Regions from separate parts of the Homo sapiens genome. Here region 1 is linked to region 2. A link is a contact called in ENCODE Hi-C or POLR2A ChIA-PET data. All regions are on one chromosome and are shown on one strand. The core of a region is the stretch at or near the end of the contact, and the rest is flanking DNA. Distances in the headings are between cores, read along the strand shown. Region 1 holds the start of WBP2NL (WBP2 N-terminal like). Region 2 holds the start of SHISA8 (shisa family member 8).

The links. Hi-C counts contacts between places; a loop is a spot of excess contacts on that map. ChIA-PET counts read pairs that join two places held with the same protein, here RNA polymerase II (POLR2A). Pooled maps may share reads with other maps.
Region 1: a loop to region 2 is called in a pooled map, with 2.5 times the contacts of the local background. The contact joins the promoter of WBP2NL here to the promoter of SHISA8 in region 2. A Hi-C loop is called at or near these places in 2 of 50 pooled maps. POLR2A ChIA-PET finds 5 or more read pairs at or near these places in 4 of 52 experiments (A673, B cell, T-cell and 1 more).

Annotation. Positions count from the first base shown.
Region 1 is chr22:41,996,467-42,000,587 of GRCh38, forward strand. It overlaps WBP2NL (WBP2 N-terminal like), which reads left to right and starts at 2,322. Exons shown (of 6, transcript NM_152613.3): 1 at 2,322-2,414. The coding sequence starts at 2,353. SEPTIN3 (septin 3) reads left to right here. Exons shown (of 12, transcript NM_001363845.2): 12 at 436-1,755. The coding sequence ends at 501. It also overlaps the pseudogene SLC25A5P1. RefSeq lists enhancers at 1,872-2,388, 2,389-2,903 and a silencer at 2,215-2,274.
Region 2 is chr22:41,913,781-41,917,870 of GRCh38, forward strand. SHISA8 (shisa family member 8) reads right to left here and starts at 1,294. Exons shown (of 4, transcript NM_001207020.3): 1 at 358-1,294. The coding sequence starts at 887. LOC124905125 (a long non-coding RNA gene) reads right to left here. Exons shown (of 2, transcript XR_007068113.1): 1 at 3,670-4,090; 2 at 2,731-3,256. RefSeq lists silencers at 493-602, 673-752, 893-972, 1,013-1,082, 1,153-1,232 and 2 more and enhancers at 595-1,520, 3,900-4,059, 4,070-4,090.

The DNA of each region.
Region 1 (4,121 bases), core at 1,072-3,571, 84 kb after region 2:
AGGAAAAAAAACATAGACTCAAGACCCAAGATTCAATGGACCAGGAGAAAGGGGGGCGGTGATCAGGTCACCAGTGACCCCAACCTATGCTCTCGGTCTTTCCTGGAGGCTGCCAACCCAGCCCTCATCCTCCCTTGCTCACAAAGTTACAGGGTAGGCACCTGTCAGGACAGAACAGCAGCAGCGCTACAGCCCAGAGGTTATACATTTCAACAGAACAGGGATCCTTGGCTACTGTAGAAGCAGTCCTGTATGGAGACCTTGGACCAGCAGGGGAAGATCTATGGGCATGGGAGGTGGGCGTTGGAAAGGCTGAGTAGGAATGGTGCCTGGCACCCCTGAACCATGATCTGAGCCTCCCTGGAGAAGGTATTTTATATGTCTGCTGCCAGCTGCTGGTCTCCACACCCTCAACCGTTCTCAACCCCCCTGCAGGGAGAAGGCCTCCTGGGCACTGTCCTTCCACCTGTGCCAGCCACCCCCTGCCCCACTGCTGAATGAAGGCCATTTCAAGCGCTGCTTCTCACTCCATTCCTCTCAGCTGTTATTGCTGCAGGGCCAAGCCCTTTTTAGTGCTGTGCTCGTCCAGCTCACCACCACAGCCCCTCTCAGCCCTCAGTAGGTGGGAGGGGCCAGCTGCCTCTTTAGGCCAGTTGCATCCTCCATTTATCCAAACCACTCCTCTCCTCCCAGTGGAGTGGGGTTCTGCCAGTACAGCCCTACTGCATCATCTGCGTCAGCCGGTCCTAGCCCATCTGCAGGGTGAAAGAACTCATCAAGAGCTCCTTCTGCCCTTGTAAGCCCATCCCAGCTACTTGTAACCATCTCTAAGGGCAATGGCATTGCTCCCTACCCATTCATCTGCATGAGCTACTCTTGGCTTCCTTAAAGGGTCAAGAAAGCAATTTTTCTGCTTACTAGATTCATTGAGATCAGCTGTGTGAGCCCCAAAGTGGGACAAGGGTGTCTCCTTCATTACTTAAAGATATTCATGAGGGTGGGTCACTACAGATGTTGGGGAGCAAGGGCTAGGATCACTTTTTAAAAAATCACCACTTGTGGCTGTCCCAGAGTGCGGTTGTACATCCTCCCCACCTCATAACGCAGCCACTGAGGAAGAGTGGTTTTCCTAAGAAGACATTGCTGGAGTTGACTTTCTTCTGTCCAAACAAACAAACAAAAACTAAACACACACACAAACCCCCAGAAACCCACAATATGTACACGCTAAGGAAAAACTAGCACCCTTCTGTCCACTCAGCAATAAGAGGGATCTCTTCCCACCTACCCTACCTACTCCTACCCCCAACCCCCTTCCCCATTAATGTGAGTAATGAATTAGCCTGACCACAGGTGGTCACTGTAGGCTAATGGAAAATACCCAAGGGAGGGCAAAGCCCCCCATCAGATGCATGAATGTTTGCGAATGTTGACTGCCACTGCCCCACACACTGTGTCTTTATAGAATTCCCCTTTGCCCACCCTCTTCCTGTCTCCACCTGGACACAACTTGCTCAAAGGCTGGTGACTTGTGGGCCATTCATCTACAACCAAGTCCTGATGGAGCAAGAGGCCCACGCCTAGGGGATGCAAGAACAACCCGTTTCTTAAATGTTACCAGTCCCAGCCAATCTTACGGTGACATTACAGTTAAATTTCCCAATTGAAAACAAGCAAACAGACACTCAAACTGGTCCTGTAATTGTTGCTAGACTTTATGTGTTGTACAACTAAACATTGCTGTTTGAACAGTAACTGCCTGGCCTGTCTTATTTGTGCTCCTTGACCAAATCAGCCATTATGTCATCTCACCCATGTGTGGAGGGTGAGACTCTCTTGGTAAGAAATAGCCACAGATATTAGAGATGAAAACACTTTGTGAGGTCAGTTCATCTTCAGTTGGCGTCAGGTCGGGCCTCAGTCATTATTTTCTAGTGTTTCATAACCAAAGTGAGTAATGGATGGGAGGTTGAGGTGGGAAGATGGCTTGAGCATGGGAGGTTGGAGGTGCAGTGAGCTGAGATCATTCCTGACAGGACCAACCCAAGTCCATACCTAAAGGCAGGGGGCTAAGGGGGCAGGTGAGGTCGGGAGGCCACTCACCTATCACTCACCCCTTCGCGCTCGAGCCAATTCTCAGGGCCCGCCTCTTTCTCCCCTTTCTCGGCGGGGGCCTCTACCCTGACTCCGCCCCGCTCCCCGGGCACTGCCCCACCACGTGACCCGGTCTCGCTCCTCCTCCTCCTCCTCCTTACGTCATAATCTCCGCCCTCCCCTTCAGAACCGCGCCCCACAGCTCGGCGCAGGTCCCGCCCCTTTCCATCTACGGGGCGGCAGGAGGCCCGAAGCAAGATGGCGGTGAATCAGAGCCACACCGAGAACCGCCGCGGAGCCCTCATCCCTAACGGTGAAAGGTGCCTGAGGGGAAGCACGGCGTGCTGTCGGAGGAGAGGAGACGAATGAGATAGACATGGCGGCTCGCAAACTCTCAGCGAGTCAGGGACTTTGCCGCCTTTTTTGGGCGCGGCGCTCTTAGCTCCGCCCCCGACCTTTGGGAGCGCGCGCCCCTCACTGGTGTTCCGGCATGTGGAGGTGGCGGAGGCCGGAACGCGTGGCCTCGCGCGTTTGAGGGGTGGGGGTGGGAATGCGCCTTTTCAAGGCGCGGGGCCCAGACGCATGTCTCCTCAGGGCGGGGCGGGGAGGGGGTGCGAGACGCGTGTGTCCTTCGAAGAGAGGCCGGAGCTGACCGGCGGTTGTGAGCAGCCGGGGGCCTTCGGTGGCAGCGTGGCTGCCCTTGGGTGCCTGCGACTTTGTTGGATGAGGACAGGTACTGGGTGTGTATCTCCTCCTACTTCCACGAACAAGGTGTCGCTCTTTGGTAAGAGGGATGAGGAGGTCGAGTGTGGATCATTCTGGAAAGATCTCAAACTGTTGTGGGGCTTCTCCTTGGACCTGGAAACTTTCTAAAGCCATGTTTCCTCCTTGCTCCAACCAGGGAGATGTCTGCTTTTAAAAACAAAATTGAAAAAATTGAGGCCAGGTGCAGTGGCTCATGCCTCTTATCCCAACAGTTTGGGAAGCTGAGGTGGCCCAGGAGTTTGAGACAAGACTGGGCAACATAGTGAGACCCCATCTCTACAAAAAGTAGAAAATTAGTGGGCCATGGTGGTGTGCACCCATAATCCCAGCTGCTTGGGAGGCGATGGTAAGAGGATTGCTTGAACCCAGGAGTTTGGGCTGCAGTGAGCTCAGATTGTACCACTGCACTCCAGCCTGGGTAACAGAGCCAGATCCTGTCTTAAAATAAAAGATGGGACTGAACAGATGCCTGGGCACAACAAAGCACTGTTGGTCGCAGGAAGCTGTGGGGCTTACACCAGTTGCTTTGCTCCTTGCGGTGCCTGCTGCTGGCCCCTGAGCTCTCTACTGGAGCAGACTCAGCCAGAGGGGTGCCCATCTCCACCTTCAAGCACACTTGTTCACTAAGGCCTGACTCCACTGCGCTCACCTCTTTACCCCACACGCCCCCTTTCCCGTTTCCTACACTCAAACTCAGTCTCCCCCGCTGTGCAGTTCTAAATTGCGCTCCTTTCTGGGCTCTGACTTGCCCTCAATTTCCTTTTCTCCCAACCAGCATTGAAACTCAAGCTGGATGATGTGCTTGGGGCCAGCACACTCAGGTCAGTTTGAATGTAGTTGTCAGGAAGATCGAAGTAGACGTTACCAAATGCTGATATCCAGGTCTTTCTTCTATCTTTCCTTCCTCCAGAAAGTTTTCTTGACAGATTTATATGGGCCTTAGAGGTTGTATGTTCTCACCTGCTTCCTACGTACCTCTGCTGCTTTGTTCCATTTTGTGGTAGATGATTGCTCACCACTCTGACAGTGGTGTCCCCGTGAGCACTTACTGAGAGCCATTTGAGCACTTGTCATTCCATGGTGTGAAGCCTTTCTTTTCTTTTCTTTTTTCTTTTCTTAAGATATTTTTATTTCTCCAAATTTGTTATTTATTAGGAGTGACTGAAATAAAAAACATAATTGAGTCCCATCATCATCATCATCATAGAAATGGCTTTAAGAGAAAACTGGTCAGATGACTATTATTGCTTCCCATTTCCAAC
Region 2 (4,090 bases), core at 44-2,543:
GCCCGGTCACCTCCCTGGCCAGCGGCGCCCCTTACCCTGGACAGTGACCCGGTGCCCTCTGTGCAAGGCTACCTGTCCCCCTCCCAGCCCGCCCCCACCCCCCTGCCCTCCAGAGGAGACTCGAGCAGGGAAAGGCGGTGCGGCGCCCAGCACGGGCAGAAGGTCAAAGGGAGTCAGGGCGGTGTCAGGTGTCTCCCTGATGAAGTGTTGGGGGGGCGGCGGGGGGAGAAGGAGACAGGAAAACCCAGAGAAGGGGCCTGCTGGGAGAACCAGCGCTTCGAGAGCGGCGGGAAGGATCAGCGGGCAGGGAGAGCAGTCCGAGGAGCAGGCGGGGGTCCCTGGGCGGCGCGTGCTCACCTGGTCACTGTGCGCCGCGCGCGCGGGCTGTGCGCCCTCTCCAGTCCCAGGCGCGCCCCGATGCCGGCCAGCACCAGCAGCGCTGCGACGCCGCACACAGCGTAGACGGCCGTATGGCTGCGCTCGCGGCCGGGGTCCCGGGGCGCTGCGGTGTCGCGGGCGCGGGCGGGCGGCCGGCCTGTCTGGACCCAGGCCGGCGTGTCGTAGTTGGAACAGCGGCTCTGGTCGAGGCGCCGCGGCCCGTCGTGGCAGCAGAAGCGGTAGCCGCACGTGCCGCAGCAGAAGCTGTAGGCTCCGGAGCTGCAGTTGAAGGGCGGGTCCCACTGGCCCATCACGTCGTAGTAGCCGCGGCAGCGGTCGCCCCCCTCCGGGGCTGTCGTGCCGGGCGCCGCGGGACCCTGCGCCTCGGGGGCTCCCGCGCGGCCCGACGGCGGCCGCGCCAGCAGCAACGCGAGCCGAAGCGCGAGCGCGAGCCGGAGGCCGGGAGGACGGCGGCCGCCGAGCAGTCCCCGCGCCCCGGCCCGCGCCATCGGGCCCGCGCCTCCCGCTACTGCGCCCGGTGCATGGCCGGGCGCCGCGGCTCCCTCCGGCTCGGCTCCTCCGCTCCCGCAGGGATCGCGCTGGCTCCCGGCGCACGCCGCCTCGGCCGTCGGCCTCCTCTGGGGACCCCAGCCCCGAGTGGGCTGGGTCTGGAGCTCCGAGGCCGCACCTCCGGTGGGCGCGTCCTCCGCCCGGGCTCACCTCGGACCCGAGCTGCCCGGTCCGCGTCCTGAGATCTTCCCCGGGCCGGGCGGCGGGTCCTCGCCTGCGCGCGGCCCCCGGCTTCTCCCCGGCCCGGCAGGTGTGCGGGTCTTGGCCCTAGCGGAGGCCGCGCCGGGGCCGCGGGCCGCCCGACTGCGCTACCTTCCCGCCGCGCTCTCAGTACAGCCCGCGCTCTGGCTCCGGCTCCGGCTCCGGCTCCCGCTCGGGCTCGGCGCGGGCTCGGGCGGGCGGGGGAGGGAGAGAGGAGGGAGGGCGGAAGGGAGGCAGAGCCGGGGGAGGAGCGCGGCTGCCGCGAGGGGCGAGAGGAGGCAGCAGGCCCCGCGGAGCCGGGAGGCCCCACAGGGAACCCCCCTCCACAAAGACTGCCCCGAAACATTCATCGGAACTGGGCGCTCGAAGGGGATCAGTTCTAGGGCCCGCGACTAGAGCGTCCCTGTCTTACAGGTGCGGGGACCTGTACCTTACAGGCGCGGAGGTCAAAGCAGCCCGGAATTGCCCCGGGACGGGCAGGGCCACCCTCTCACCTCCTTCCCGTCCCCTCTGTCCGTTCTGATCATAACATAAGGAGGGCCCCTTCCCCTCTCGGCGCCTCGATTTTCCCACCTGTCAAATGGGAAGGACTTCCCCTGGCAGCGCCGCTTCAGAGGGCCAAGGATTTACCCCACGGCGCGAGCCCAGTTCCAGAACCCCTCGAACGCTGGGCTGGGGTCCAGGGATGTCCCCATCCCTGCGTCGATGGGCACGGCTTGGCTGACGCACTTCCGCGATCTGCTCCCTCCCCAGGTGTGAGGAGAGGGGGACTGGGCTCGCCCCTGCCCTGGAAAAGGAAAGCCTGGAAAAGGAAGACCTCCGCCCTGCGCCCACCCGCAGGTCCTTTCACAAACCGAGGGGTAGGGTGTGGGGGCCCTAAGGAGCCCGGACCCGGTCCCAGCACGGCCCAGTGGTGTTTTCGGGGTTGAGTTGAACTGGAGAAGGTCCTGGTGCTTGGCTTCTCCCTGCCTCAGTATCTCATCTTAACATCAAAGACTCTTCCTGGAGGGCAGACTCATAATCTGCCCCTTCCAGGAGATAGGGGTCGATATGGAACCTCCCTCTGTCCAGACGGAAACAGCAGGAGGGCAAGGACTGGGCGTGCAATTCACCCAGTGTGCAGCTCAGGCCTCTGTCGGCATTTGCTGAATGAATAAATGAATGAAAGGACTCCAGCGCCTAGTTTCTGTGAGATGAAACATTTGGGGCTCCCTAGGGTCCCTCCTGGTCCCCTTTCCATCCGTCCTTCTCTCAGCAACTGGGACCAGCTTATGAAAGTGGAGAAGGTGGGGGAGAAGAAGAGGAAGGATTTACATTTTAAGGAGGATCAAGTCTGTTGCCTGACATGAGGGGCTGACAGACTAATTTCAGGTATTAATGGGTTCAGACAGGAAGAGGAGGTGACCTCCCCACTCAGAGCTTCTCCTTGTGCCCTGGCCAAAGACAGCCTGCTCCCTCCACCTACACACACACATGTGCACACACATGTACACACACTTCCCATCCAGCCCCGAAAACCCACCCTCATTAAAGGACCCCTTATTACCAGTTTAGAAGAAAAAACACAGATGAACAAAGGAATTAAATGAAATTGCTTTAATCCCATGTCCAGAGACAACCACACTAAAATATGCCACATTTACATGCTGGATTGTAACTAGTTTGTGGTTTACTTTTTGCCATCCTTAAACTTTTCGTTTGGCTGGGGGCAGTGGCTCACGCCTGTAATCCCAACACTTTGGGAGGCTGAGGCAGGTGGATCACAAGGTCAGGAGTTGGAGACTAGGCTGACCAACATGGTGAAACCCCACCTCTACTAAAAATACAAAAATTAGCTGGGCATGGTGGCATATGCCTGTAATCCCAGCTACTCGGAAGGCTGAGGCCAGAGAATCGCTTGAACCTGGGAGGCAGAGTTTGCAGTGAGCTGAGATCACACCATTGCCCTCCAGCCTGGGAAACAGATTGAGACTCCGTCTTAAAAAAACAAACAAACAAACAAAAAAAAAAAAACAAAAAAAAACCTTCTCATTTGTGATTCTTCTCAGAGCTTCTGAGCTCTACTTTCTGGAGCGTCCTTTCCTGCTTCCTTTCCTTAGGGCCATTCCTAGAAATGGAATCCGTGGCACAACCCGTATCACTGGTATTGAAGTCCCCACCGCCCTCTGCCCACTGCCCTGGAGGCTGCAGGAGCTCTGAGGGGGGCCTCTTCTCCCACCTTTCCCACCCGTTGCCGGGCACTGGGTTGAAAGAGGCTTGTCTCTGCCCCCTTGGAACTGGGGCCTCTTCCAAGTTAGAGTGAGGGGTCAGAGCAAGTCTCCCAGTGCTCCCCCTTCCTGGACACCCTCCTGCCCCCACCGTCCTGGCACTGGGTGCTTTCCTCATGTTGACCCCATCAGGCCTTCACATACATATACATAGTGACAGCCATTTGTCCAATGAAGGAAGTGGATTCCAGCCCCTCCCAGGGACTGATGTCCAACCCCCAACACCACCCCCCACCCCCCACCACACACACACCTTCCTCCCCGTCTCAATCTGATTCAGTGGTCAGCCAGCAGCCATAGGTAACCATAACTACTGGGTCTGTGCCAGGCACTGGATACCCTCTTCTCTCCATGGGAACACCTGGCCGCGGGGAGTGAGTGGAGCAGGAGAGGGCAGCTGTGAACACAGAGCCCAGCTGACCCTGACTGGCTGAGTCCTGGGATCTGATCGCCCATTCAGCTGACACTGCCCCAGGTGCCTGGCCATGTGCCGGGTGAGGGGATCTGGAGATAGAGCAGCCCGGCCGAGGAGTGACCCCTTTGCCCTGGACCCCGGGGTCTCTCACCCCATCAAGGCTCCAGGGCAGCCACCCCTTATCTCTTCTGCCTGCCCCCCTCCACTACCACTAAGCCTGTGTCACCAAAACTCATCCATTGATCCAGGCTTAAAATAA